Regions from separate parts of the Mus musculus genome. Here region 1 is linked to region 2. A link is a contact called in ENCODE Hi-C or POLR2A ChIA-PET data. All regions are on one chromosome and are shown on one strand. Each heading gives the region's core, a stretch centred on a gene start or an enhancer-like site at or near the end of the contact. The rest is flanking DNA. Distances are from core to core; before and after follow the strand shown.

The links. Hi-C counts contacts between places; a loop is a spot of excess contacts on that map. ChIA-PET counts read pairs that join two places held with the same protein, here RNA polymerase II (POLR2A).
Region 1: a map of T-helper 17 cell shows a loop between it and region 2 (7-fold over the local background). The contact joins the promoter of Sppl2a here to the promoter of Shf in region 2. A Hi-C loop is called at or near these places in 1 of 37 maps with a recorded cell type or tissue (T-helper 17 cell). POLR2A ChIA-PET finds 5 or more read pairs at or near these places in 1 of 5 experiments (Patski).

The regions. Positions count from the first base shown.
Region 1 is chr2:126,929,531-126,935,538 of GRCm38, forward strand. Sppl2a (signal peptide peptidase like 2A) reads right to left here and starts at 3,705. Exons shown (of 15, transcript NM_023220.2): 1 at 3,417-3,705. The coding sequence starts at 3,482.
Region 2 is chr2:122,365,607-122,371,465 of GRCm38, forward strand. It overlaps Shf (Src homology 2 domain containing F), which reads right to left and starts at 3,541. Exons shown (of 7, transcript NM_001374011.1): 1 at 3,041-3,541. The coding sequence starts at 3,526.

The DNA.
Region 1 (6,008 bases), core at 2,455-4,954, 4.6 Mb after region 2:
TAGGACTTTTAATTTGTATAGAACACAGAACTTAGTTCTCTTTGCAATTTAATACAGTGAACATTAAATTGGGTATTCAAAAAAAAGAGATGTTTCCCTACAATAACAATCTTTTTTTAAAAAAGATTTATTTATTTATTTATTTATTTATTTATTTATTATATATAAGTACACTGTAGCTGTCCTCAGACACCTCAGAAGAGGGCATCAGATCTCATTATGGATGGTTGTGAGCCACCATGTGGTTGCCGGGATTTGAATTCAGGACCTTCGGAAGAGCAGTCAGTGCTCTTAATCACTGAGCCATCTCTCCAGCCCCCTACAATAACAATGTTAATGTTAGAAAATAATTATTTAAAAAAATCTGTTGTGCTATTTGGTGGATATTTTTCTTTGTTTTCAGATATGAGCTCAAATGTACGACTTTTTTTCTTTTTCTTTTTCCTATTTTAAGCATACTGTTGTTTCTAAGAACAGTAGGTTTGCTTCCAACATCTCGCCTGCCAGTATATCTACAAAATGACCCATAAGCAACCTACAGGAGTCCAAGTTGTCAACCACCATTCTGACCATGCCTTCATCCCTCCTTTCTTGAGAAAGCAGCGGAGTCACGTGACACTTGGCTTTACGTTGTGCTGAGATTGTCCTTCCCTGAACTAGTAAATGTTTAAATTAGTATCACCTGGAATTGTTGTATTATACCATCAATAGCTGTTTAAAAGGAACCAAATATTTCCAGTTTAAAAAATAAAAAATAAAAAGAACACAAGATCCAGGGAAATGGGTCAGCAGTGAAAACACAAGCAGCCACAACTAACAGTATGCTGAGAAATATGGTACTGCAGAGGTAGGTTGTTGCTTATGACAGATTATAGCTGATGATATGGTTCATAAGCCTTTGACATTAGTGTGTAGGAGAAGTTTGGAGGTTTGGAGGAGCAGTCTAGAGAAAGCCTACCATGCTATAAAAAGAGCTTATCAAGGCCATTCTGGGGAGAGAACAGAATAGCGGGATGCTGCCCTCAATGCAGATAGTAAAAAAGCAGGCTCATGAATTTGCAGACGGAATGATGACTCTATCTGGAATTAGGCTAAATGCACCATGCTGTACCATTCTGGTAAAGAACTTGTCTTCATTTTGTCCAAACTCTGACCCTGTGGGAAGCTGAGTTTAAAGGACTGAAAGAGGCAATGTCCGGGTAGCACATTGTTCAGATTATCTCACACAGGTATTAATAGATATTTGTAGTTAAGATTTATGCTAAGAATCAAAAGCAAAGCCACTACAAAAATATTTGGAAATCTTATAGTTTGTTCAGAAAAGGGACATGTTTAAAGTCGCAACCAAGGGAACCTATTACCAACTTTCCAAACCTTAAAAACAAAACAAACAAACAACAACAAGACTCTTATTCCTCAGCTGGCTAGGGATTTAGCTCAGTCGAGCACTCGCCTACCATTTATGAAGCCATTTGAGCACGGTGGTTCATGCCTACAATCCCCACGCTACAGTCAGACAGTCAGACTCACTGTTATTCTTGGGGAGCTCAAGGGCAGCCAGTTTCAGACCCTGTTTGGGGGAGGCCAAGTACTTCAGGGACCATACCTAAAACAAGCTTGCTAAATAGGTCAGTGGTGGCACAAGCCTTTAAGCTCGGCTCTTAGAGGAGGCAGAGGCAGGGGGATCTCTGTGTGTTTGAAGTCAGCCTGGTCTACAGAGTGAGTTCCAGGACAGCCAGGGCTACAGAGAAAAAAAAAGTCTGAAGAAAGAATTAAGACAACAACAAAAATAGCATGCTACATAGGTAGCCGTCATTACCCTTGTATCCATGACATCCATCATTACCCAGGTATCTTCTGAGCTCTTTAATAGCAACCACAGTGTGGACTTAACACTTTGTATGTTCTGTTTGGTTTGGTTTGTTTTCTTGAGACAAGATTTCTCTCTGTAGGCTGTCCTGGAACTCTCTGTAGACCAAACCGGCTCCAAACTCAAGAGATCCACAGACCTCAGCTTCCTGAGTGCCCAAAAAATGTGGGTTTATCAAGAGTAGATGTATTACTGTGCTAAATATTGATTTACCTTGAGAAAAATTAGTGGAGCTATGGTATAAGTACGTAAACATTATTTCGTATTAATCATCTTAAGTTCCCTGAAATGAGTTAAGCTTGACAGCTAAGCTAGAGGGCCGAGACATTTACATATCCTGTGAGTTTTCTTTGGACCTAAATGACACTTGTCTGGTTATTCAGTTCCTGCTTTAAAGATACAAAGTAAAGCTACTGTGCTGTCATTCTCTCCTCAAAATACTTTTTGAATGGGTTCTCTCCGAATGCTGTCCAGCAAAGTTCCTAGAACGCCAAAGGCTACCTTAAAAAAAAAAAAAAAAAAAAAACTGTTTGGGGCTTAAACCTTCTCCATGACCTTTTCAAGCCCAGAGTGACAAAGCAGTCTTTCAGAGAAGTGATGGTTTTTAAGTAATAACTACATACACAGTTTACACAACAGTGTGCAAACAATACCGATACAAATTTCCCAACATCAAATGTCAGAAAAGAAAGTGAACAGAAACAAAATCTAAAACACTGAGAGTTAGCTTCTTGGTCACACATTGGAGCTCAAATTACTTTGATCCCGAATTTTAAAACATTATTTCAGCAAATATGGGTATGTGAGCGCATATTTGTTATTTTTTTCTCAACCAGACTTTGACCCTTTTAGACGTCAAACTATTCAAACCTCTCATTTCCCCTTTAAAGGTATTTTAAAGTATACCTATATGAAAACAAAAGCATAATACAAATCCCATAGTATAATCACATGTACCTTACATAGAAGGCACTATCTGGGAGTGAAAGGAAAGTATATAGATATTCATATGGCTATAGAGAGAAATGTATGTGAGCGCAGTCAACAAAAGAGCAGGCCAGAACGCTAACACCTGGAACCCTGTTCACACCGGCCCCTCCATCCGCCTTTTTCTAGGCAAAAGGCAGCAGTAAGATTGGGCTACACAGAGAAGCACAGAAGTGAATTCTTTGAATTAAGAAGAAAAGATGCCAGCACAGTGAAAAATTATAGAGAGGGCTCCAGGACCAAGGAGGAGGAAGCTCCCCACCCACTCCTACCCCCGCCCGCGGGTTTCTCCCAGGGGTTGGGCATTTCGCTGGATTTCGGGGGCTGGGGGCGGGTGAGGAATGCTGGGACTCAAGGACGAAGGCAGTTAACCGGGCCCGGGCAGTGGGAGAATGGGAAGCCAGGGTAGAAGGAGAGGAAGGGGGAGGTAGGGAAGGAGGAGGGATGAGGGAAATCCGGAGGAGGTTAGAGGGAAAGGAAGGGATGGAGGGGGAGGGGGAGGAAGCGGGAGGAAGGGGAGGGAAAAGCGGAGGGGAGGGGAGGGGAGTGCGGCTCTCACCAGTCCGAGCAGGCAGCTCCAGAGCAGGGCAGCCGCGGGAGCGTGCAGCGAGTGCAGCAGCCCCATCCCACGGGCGGGCAGCTAGGCTCAGGCTGCGCTGGCGGCACCCGGACCTCTAGGGTGCAGCCCCGACTTCCTCTTCCGGTCCCTCCCGCGAAACGCTAGGCCGGGACTCTGTGGGTACTGTCAGCTCCTGGCAGAGCCGTTTTAGCTGCGTAAATCCTGGGTTCTCGTTCGGTTCCCCCTAACTGCGGCCGCCGCCCATTCCAAGCCACTGGAGCTTCGGGTTTCAGTTTCCTTTCTGGCCTCTGCCACGTAGCCTCGGGGCGATCTTCGTAAATACGGAACCCAGACGAGGCTCCTCTCCACACTTGGCAGCACAAATCAAAACTCTTCCTCTGCTGCTAAGTTTACGTCACCTCACCCTGTTTTCTCTGTCCTTGGTTTCTCTACTTTCCCACCCGTTAAGATCCACAGACCCTCCAGGCGGGCAGTCTCTGGGGAATACACTCTTGGTGTTCCCTTATCACTTACTTAACACTTCCTCCCTAAAGAGGGTTTCCTAGTACACTTCATCTTAAGTACCCCTTAATTCACTTTCATGCTATGATTTATTTGTAACCTTCATAGCTTTTTTTTTCTTTTTGTTATTTATTTATTTATTTATTTATTGCTGTTGTTGTTCTTGCTTTCTTTGGAAACATCCTCGACTAGTACTGAACTCACTTTGAAGATGATGGCCTAGAACTCAGAGATCTTCCTGTATCATAGGCATAAGTCACCATGCCTGAGGTTTTGGGGGTCCCTCCCCCCATTTTCTTATACTCATCTATGTATCTCCCATGCTGCTATCCAGTTAATGGAAGGATCCCTCTTTGCTCTGTTGACTGCTGTGTCCTTACACACAGAATATCCAGTGTATACTAGGTTGTCAAATATTTGTTGGATGACTATTTAATACCAAACACTGAATAGGACAGTGTTCCTGTTATCCTAAAGGAGGGACACAGCAAGGACTACAGATGTGTGAGCAAACACTGTTACAAAGCAACCTTTCACAAGGAACTCCACAAGGATCCAAGGGAGGTAAAAATAGGGCACCAGGAAGAGAAAAAAAAAAAAAAAAAAAAAAAAAAAACACCAGCCCTAGCTGAGTATAACTGACTATTACCTTCTGTGCAAGTTAATTTCAGCTAGGCAAAGAGGAAGGAAGCATTAGTCTGAAAGCCAAGGGAGGCAACTACAGAACTACAGAACTACAGAACTGGACCTTGGCTGAAGTTAGGAGAGGGGGAGAGTGAGAAGAGGCAGAGGGTGAAATAGTTGCACAGCTTGGAACTTGAGACTTCCTCATTGGCATCTTCCTGGGGGAATTCCTGAAGGAAGCTCTCCCACAGTTCTGCGTGGGTTTTTTCTGTAGTTGTCTGTCCCCTGGCTTCCCCCTCTGGTCCAGTTTCAATCTATTTGTAACCCTACCAGCTGTAAGAACCCCCTAGACAGAAACTGCCTGTCAAGCATTGTTGCATTTACTCTCAGCCACTTTTAGAATCCTTCTAGGACACTGATGTTTAAGCTAATCTCCCCTTTCCACTGGGATCCTAGATACTTGCTCATCTGATGAGAGCAATATATCTGGATTTTAAAAACATTTCCAGATTTAATATACAGCCAAGCTTAAAAACCTTTCATTATTTAGTGTTTCAGAGTGCTGGCCTGGACCACGGCTCCTGACTGCAGTTTCAGCATCACCATCCAAACCTATTGAATCCGAGAATCAGAGAATGAGCATTCCAGAGACCTCATACTGCTACCTCAGTTTAGCTCAAATAAATCTTACTCCTGACCTTCTAAGTTGTCTCAGGGGAACATTTATACTCTTAAGAGCTTCTTGTTGGATGAGAATTCCTAAAATAGGACACGAAAAAAGGAAAAACTATACAACAATAAAATCAAATTCACTTCACCAAAATAAAAACCTCTGTTCTTTGGAAGATATGTTTTTTAAATATTTATTTGTGTGTGTACTTTCATAGACACCTACATGAGCTTATGTCTACTATGTGTGTGCAGGTGTCTACAGAGATCAAAAGAGGACACCAGATCCCAGAACTGGAGTTCTAGGTAATTATTGATTATAAGCAGCCATGTGGATGCTGGGTATTGACCCCAGGTCCATCTCCTGAAGAGCAGCCAGTGCTCTTAACCACTGAGCCATCTCTCCATCCCCTGGAAGATATTCTTAAAGGAATAAAGACCACTGTAGACTGGGAGAAGACAATCATAAAGCATCTATATATAAACAAACACACACACACACATATATAAACATATATGTATTTATATGTTCATATATATATATATATATACAGATATATAAAGAACTCTTATTATTCAACAAAAAGACCAAAAACTGGAAAAGGAGTGCACAAATTCCATGGACCTACAAGAATGGATGGAATGAAAATTATGTTGCCAAACATCGGTTACAATGTGGAGGAGCCAGAATTCTGGTGGCGATGTAAAGTAGCGCAACCAGTTTCACACACGGGCTTTTCTTGTCTAGTTAATCATACCCTACTGTACAACACAACC
Region 2 (5,859 bases), core at 2,291-4,790:
ACGCTCCTTTGGAAAACAATCTGAGTTTGGTTCCCAGCATCCACACTTGGTAGCTCAGAACTTCCTGTAACTACAGCTCCAGGGGATCTGACGCCCTCTCCTGGTCTTGAAGGGCACTGCATTCATATACACAAAGCCTCCCCCTCGTTTAAAATAGTTAATGAAATCTTTTTTAAAAAAAAAATACTATTTTGGGGGGCTATAAATTCCTGTAAAAATTTGAGAGCTATGAGCCTTTTCCCATATAAATGAGAAATACACACAGCGTCTGGGTGCTCAAGAGCCCTAGGGTTGCCCCCATGAGCAAAGAATAAGAGACCTGGTTTCAATGTGAGGTGCCTGTTTTATTACCCATGTCAGGTCTCGCCTTCATATTGGCCCAACAGGACACACTGCAGATGTGGTAGGCAACTCAGCCTTCATTTAATCACAGCTTCATCCCTGTTCCCTAATTAGATCATGTTTCTTTCTCCTGTTGAAGCTTAGAGAACAGTGAATGCATGAAGAGGAGGCCCAATACCCTGGACCTTCTGCCAGAGCAGAGCCTGGAAGCGGGACAGGGCCCAGCACCAGAGGGGGTTCTTTGGGGGCCATCTGGCCAGGCCCTAACTGCCGGTTGCAGGGTGTCACTCTTGCTGTTCCCACACCTGCCCTGCCAGGCCTGGCCAGATGGTCAACTCTGAGTCTTTGCCAGTTATATCAGTGGGTTTCAGAGTGGGCTGGCAGCCAGTGAGCCCAGCACAGAAAGGCTCAAGAACCCCCAGGACCTCAGGGCCTTGTCCCGATAACCATTCCCTCTTGCCTCCTCCCTCATCCTATGGCTCCTTGGCATCTCTAGCTCAGCGGGTGGGGGGAGCACTTATACCAGTCCCATCCAACCTCAGGACACTGCCCCCTCGGGTGCTCTGGAACCTCTTTCTGCCAGCCAAGGAGCTCTGCAGAAAAGAGGGGAAGCAGGTACACAGTATAGAAACCACAGCTCTGCGGGAGTGGTGGTCCAGAGGCTGCACTGTACACTCAGTAGGCCCTGCGGGTGTCTGACCACCCGGGTTTGGGGTTAAGAGCTCAGTCAGGTACCTTGTCTGGCTTCGCTTTTCCTCGGGGAATACTCTGGGATCTCTCAAATTCTGTTCCTAGATGGTTGGGAGTTGATTGATTTCTGAATAACGAGGAGCCTAGGTCAGCCCATGGGACAGCTCAGATGCTACATCCTGGATCCTTTTATCACACACACCAAAGAAAGCACAGATTGTGTGGCTCCTGGGAGAGCCTGTCGGATTTCATTCCTGCCTCCATGGCTGGCTGGCAAGAGACTCAGACACTCTTGAGCATCCCCTCCCCCACAGGTCAGAGCGGACCCAACTGAAGCACAGACCAGACAGTCTTGGCAGGAGGGGTCTGAGGGTCTGTGCACAGGGCTACTGCTCCTTCCTTCGAAAAAAAGGAAAGGAAAGCCATGCCTTGGGAAGCCCTGACCCTTAAGCCACCCTGTTAATGGATACGCACCATTTCAGGACACTGGGTCAGACACTTTGGAGACAGAGAACTGACCAAAAAAAAAAAAAAAAAAAAGGATGTTTTCCTGGAGGAGCCCACAGTGTGGTGGGCAGCCTGTTAGGTCATTCTAAGCCACTACAGGAAGGAAAATAGCCAAGGACAGCTTAGACCATGGGCCAACAGCCAGTGGCCAGGGAGGAGGAGACTGGTCCACGGGGAGGACAGGGCCATACCACCGTCTCACCATAACACCAGGGCAATTAGGAAGGAGACTGCAGGCAGCCTGGGAGAAGTGCCCTTGGACCTCCCTCTTCAGCTTAAGCATGATGAGCCGGCATGGTCAGCCATGCTCTATGGCAAGAACCATGGGGGAAATGATTCACACATCTGGGGCTCTTGTTCTGACCCCAACACACCTCTTATCCAGCAAGCCTACCAGGACAGCAATCTTTTGGCGGAAAAAGCCCAATTCTGAAACCTGAGGATTCAGACATTAACTGCTCTCTAATCAGATAAAGATCTCTACTGAGGAGAGATGAGCAAGCCCTGGAGGAATGAGTTCTCAGACATGAGGAAGGCAACAGAGCTGGGGTAGCTCCTACCTCCCATTCAGGGAGACTAAGGATGGCTTTCAGCTGTTTATCATCCAGGACAGGATAAAACTGGAATTAAGAAGGAAGGTAGATGTCCTGAGAGACAAACTATTGGGAGTCTTCCTCCAGGGCCTGCAGATCCAGTCTCTCTCAGAATGGACTGAGAAAGAGGAAAGCCTAGAGAGAGGAGATAATGAATGAACCCCATCACTCGGCCTTAACTGGGCAACAGGTCCTGACCACCGAGTGTCCTCATACTTGGGGGAACACTGGAAGGAGTGCGCCTGTACCCCAGGGGTGAATTTCTTCAGGAAGAGCTGGACATTGCCCATCTTGGCATCCGGAGTACAACAGTCCCCCCCCCCCCCTAATCCCACTGGGAAAGGCAAAGGCCAGCGCTCGCTGTGTTCACGGAAGAATCTTAGTTTTCAGCCCCTTTCTGGGCTTCAGACCTGCAAAGATGCCTGGACTCCAGGACCGGGTGGGAGGTGGGAGGAAGGAGAAGGGGAAGAGGAGGGGGAGAGAAAAGCTTTGTGGAGGGAAGAGTCAAGAGATCAAAGGGCAGAGGAGCTGCTGCTCCGGAGAGGGCACAAAGGCCATAAACCGGCAAAGGGAAGGGAGGGGTGCTTCTCCATGCCCGTTAGAAAAAAGGTTCCAGGATCAGGGTTGGACGGGTTGCAAAGCTGAGGACAGAGCCATTGAGGGAGGTCGTCCCTAGTCCTCGGGCCCTAACAGGAAACAGGGCAGAGTTTGGGGACTCAGATTAGTCGGTGGAGAAGCTAACAAAGGGGTTAAAATTTGAGCCCCCGTGTCAGGGACTAAGCTTATGTCAACTAGAAATACTGACTGCGAAAGGCTGAGTCCCAGCCAAGCCACCTTTGTCCCTCCCTAAATCTCCAGACCTCAGACCACCACCCCTCCTGGACACCCACGCCCGGCGCAGCACTCACCCTGTCGCTGCTGGCAGGGGGTCCGGAGTCCGGAGGGGGTGCTGGGGGGCCGGGGGTCTCGACCCGAATGAGGCGGTGCGGGGGTGAGCCGTGGCGCGGGGGCGGAGTGGGGCCAGGGACCGCAGGGGTGGAAAGGGCGGCGGACGCGGACGGGCCCCCGGAGTAGGGGTCCTCGAAGTCGCGGTCTCGCTGCAGCCGGTAGGCGGCCAGGATGTCCGGGGGCGGCGCAGGGGGCGCGGCCGGGCAGGGAGCTGGGGGGCGGTAGTCGGGCTCTGGGGGGGCGGGTTTGGCGCCCCCTCCACCGCCGCCCCCGCGAAAGCCCAGGTGCTCCCGCAGCCACTTTGCGACTCCACCGCTGCCGCCCCCTCCCGGGCCGGTCCCCGCACCCCCAGCCCCGCGGCGGGATCCCCCAGGGCCGCCCCCCGCGCTGCCCTGCGCCCTCGGCCCCGGGCCGGAGCCCGTAGGAGGAGCTCCGCTCAGTAGCATGGGGCCCTCCCAACTGAGCGAGCAGACCGCGGGCGGCGGGGGCGGGGCGAGAGGGGGCGGAGCTGCGCCGGCGGGAGGGGCGGGGCTCGTCGTCAGTGACACGAGGGGAGGAGCCCGCTGCCTAACGGGGACCCGAGGACTCTGAGAGGAGTAGATGGGATGCGGGAAGCAACTGCGCCGAGGGTGAGTCCTCCACATGTCGTTACCCGTGCTCCTGTGGGGCGCTCTCTAGTCCCATCTGCTCTTTGCACCTCCCAGTTTGTGTCAGACGCGGGAAGATGAGTCCCCAGGCACATCCTGCTCATCCTGATTCCTTTCCCCCAAACCCAAAGACCCAAACATTTTCGAAGACGCTGCTCTTCAGATGCGCCTATTACTGCCCTCACCTTGGGAGTACCGCCTACCTCTTCCTATCCCTTAACTCACACCCAAACCTAGGTTGCCTTTCTATCCAGGCAAACTTCTCACGTGGCATGCAATCAGTTCTCCAGAGACACCCATTGCTCCGATGTTTCCACACCCAACCGCCAGCTTCAAATGCTTACAACCCTCGCACAAACAATCCCCATCCACGCTTACACCGGCCCCCAGCAGGCCCACGCAGCCCTCACAGCTGCCCTGCTTTCTTGTGGAAATCCCTCAAGCTCCACCCTGGGTTTGTCAATCTGTCTGTGACAGAATAGAAACAGACAGATCAATAAATCAAGCGAGAAACAGGTCTAATGTTGTCAATCACCAGCCCCTTACCTTCTCAGGGCTCCGATGATGATGCCTAAGAGCCTGGAATTTTGTCTTAGAAAGGAAGCAGGTTCACCAGAAGTATTGTAGCCCTGAAGGCCAGCATCTCTCCCTCTCCCTCCTCCCCCTTCCTCCCCCTCCCTCCTCCCCTCCCTCTCCCCTCCTTCTCCCCTCACTTCATGGGGTATAATAGAGAAACTAAGAGGTTTACATTCCAGAATATACAGTTTAAAATACTAACTACTGATGCAACGGTGAGCATAGAGATGACAGGTTCCTGAGGATATTGTAGCTAACCCACAGGAGAAGGTCTCCTCACTCACCCAATGGGAGGGGATGGGAAAGGCAATGGACTGCCAACTCCTGGGCCAAGACCACGCCCTTGTCCTATCTTAGAAAGGGTGATAGGGGTTGTTGTCATGCAAATTAAGGGTGATGAGCGATCTGAGCACAGCCCTTGCTCTGTAGTCACCTTGCAGTCAGGCCTCCGCTCAGACTCATGGCAATCCTGTTGCTCAAGCTTTCCCAAGGCAAGTTCTGAGGTTGCAGGTGTGCGCCACCACACTACTGGTATTTGCTTAAAAAATATAAAGTGATTCTGGTGGTGGTGATGGTGGTGGTGGTGGTGGTTTGAATGAGAATGGTCCCCATACGTTTGTTAAGGATTGAGAGGTGTAGCCTGGTTGGAGGAAGTGTGGCTTTGTTGGAGTCACCGAGGGTGGTCTTTGAGGTTTCAAAAGCCCATTACAGGCCTAGTCTCCACCCACCTCCTCTCTACTTGATGCTTGTGGATCGTGATGTAAAGCTCTGAGCTACTTATTTTTCCAGCAACATGCCTGCCTGCCCGCCCGCCTGCCACCCTGCTCTCTGCCATGAAGGTAATGGACTAACCCTCTGAAACTATAAGCAAGTCCGACATTGAATTCTTTCCTTCTATAAGTTGCCTTGGTCTTGATGTCTCCTTATAGCAATAAAGCAGTGACTGACACATGATATACACCCATAATCCTAGTAATTGGGAAGTTGAAGCCACAGGATCAGGAGTTCAAGGACAATGTCTTGTTGAGTTTGAGGCCAGCCTGGGCTGCCTGAATTTTTGTCTCACAAAACAAAAACAAACCTGCAATTGCTGAGCCTGGTGGTACACCACTTCAATCCTAGCATTTTGAAGGCAGAGGCAGGAGACAAAACACTAAATGCAGTGGATATGCCTATAATCTAGCTCTCAGAGGCTATAGCAGGAGTCCCTTAATGAATTCCAATTCATCTTGGGAGTGTCTCTCAGAAACCAAAAAAGTGGGAGCTGAAGAGATGACTTAAGAGCACTTAAATGCTCTTCCAGAGGACTGACTTTGGTCCTAGCACCCACGGCAGGCAAGTCCAGCTCCAGGAGCTCCTATACCTTCTAGCTTCTGTGGAATCTTGTGTATATGTGCATGCACACGTATGCACACACACACGCACACACACACAGAGGCAAAAATACCTGCACACATAAAAATAAATAGTTTTAAAAGTTATTTTAATATAGGCTTAAAGATAAATGCTGAGAGAAAAAGAAGCTTCCAGTAGAAAAGATACACCCAAAAGCGTGA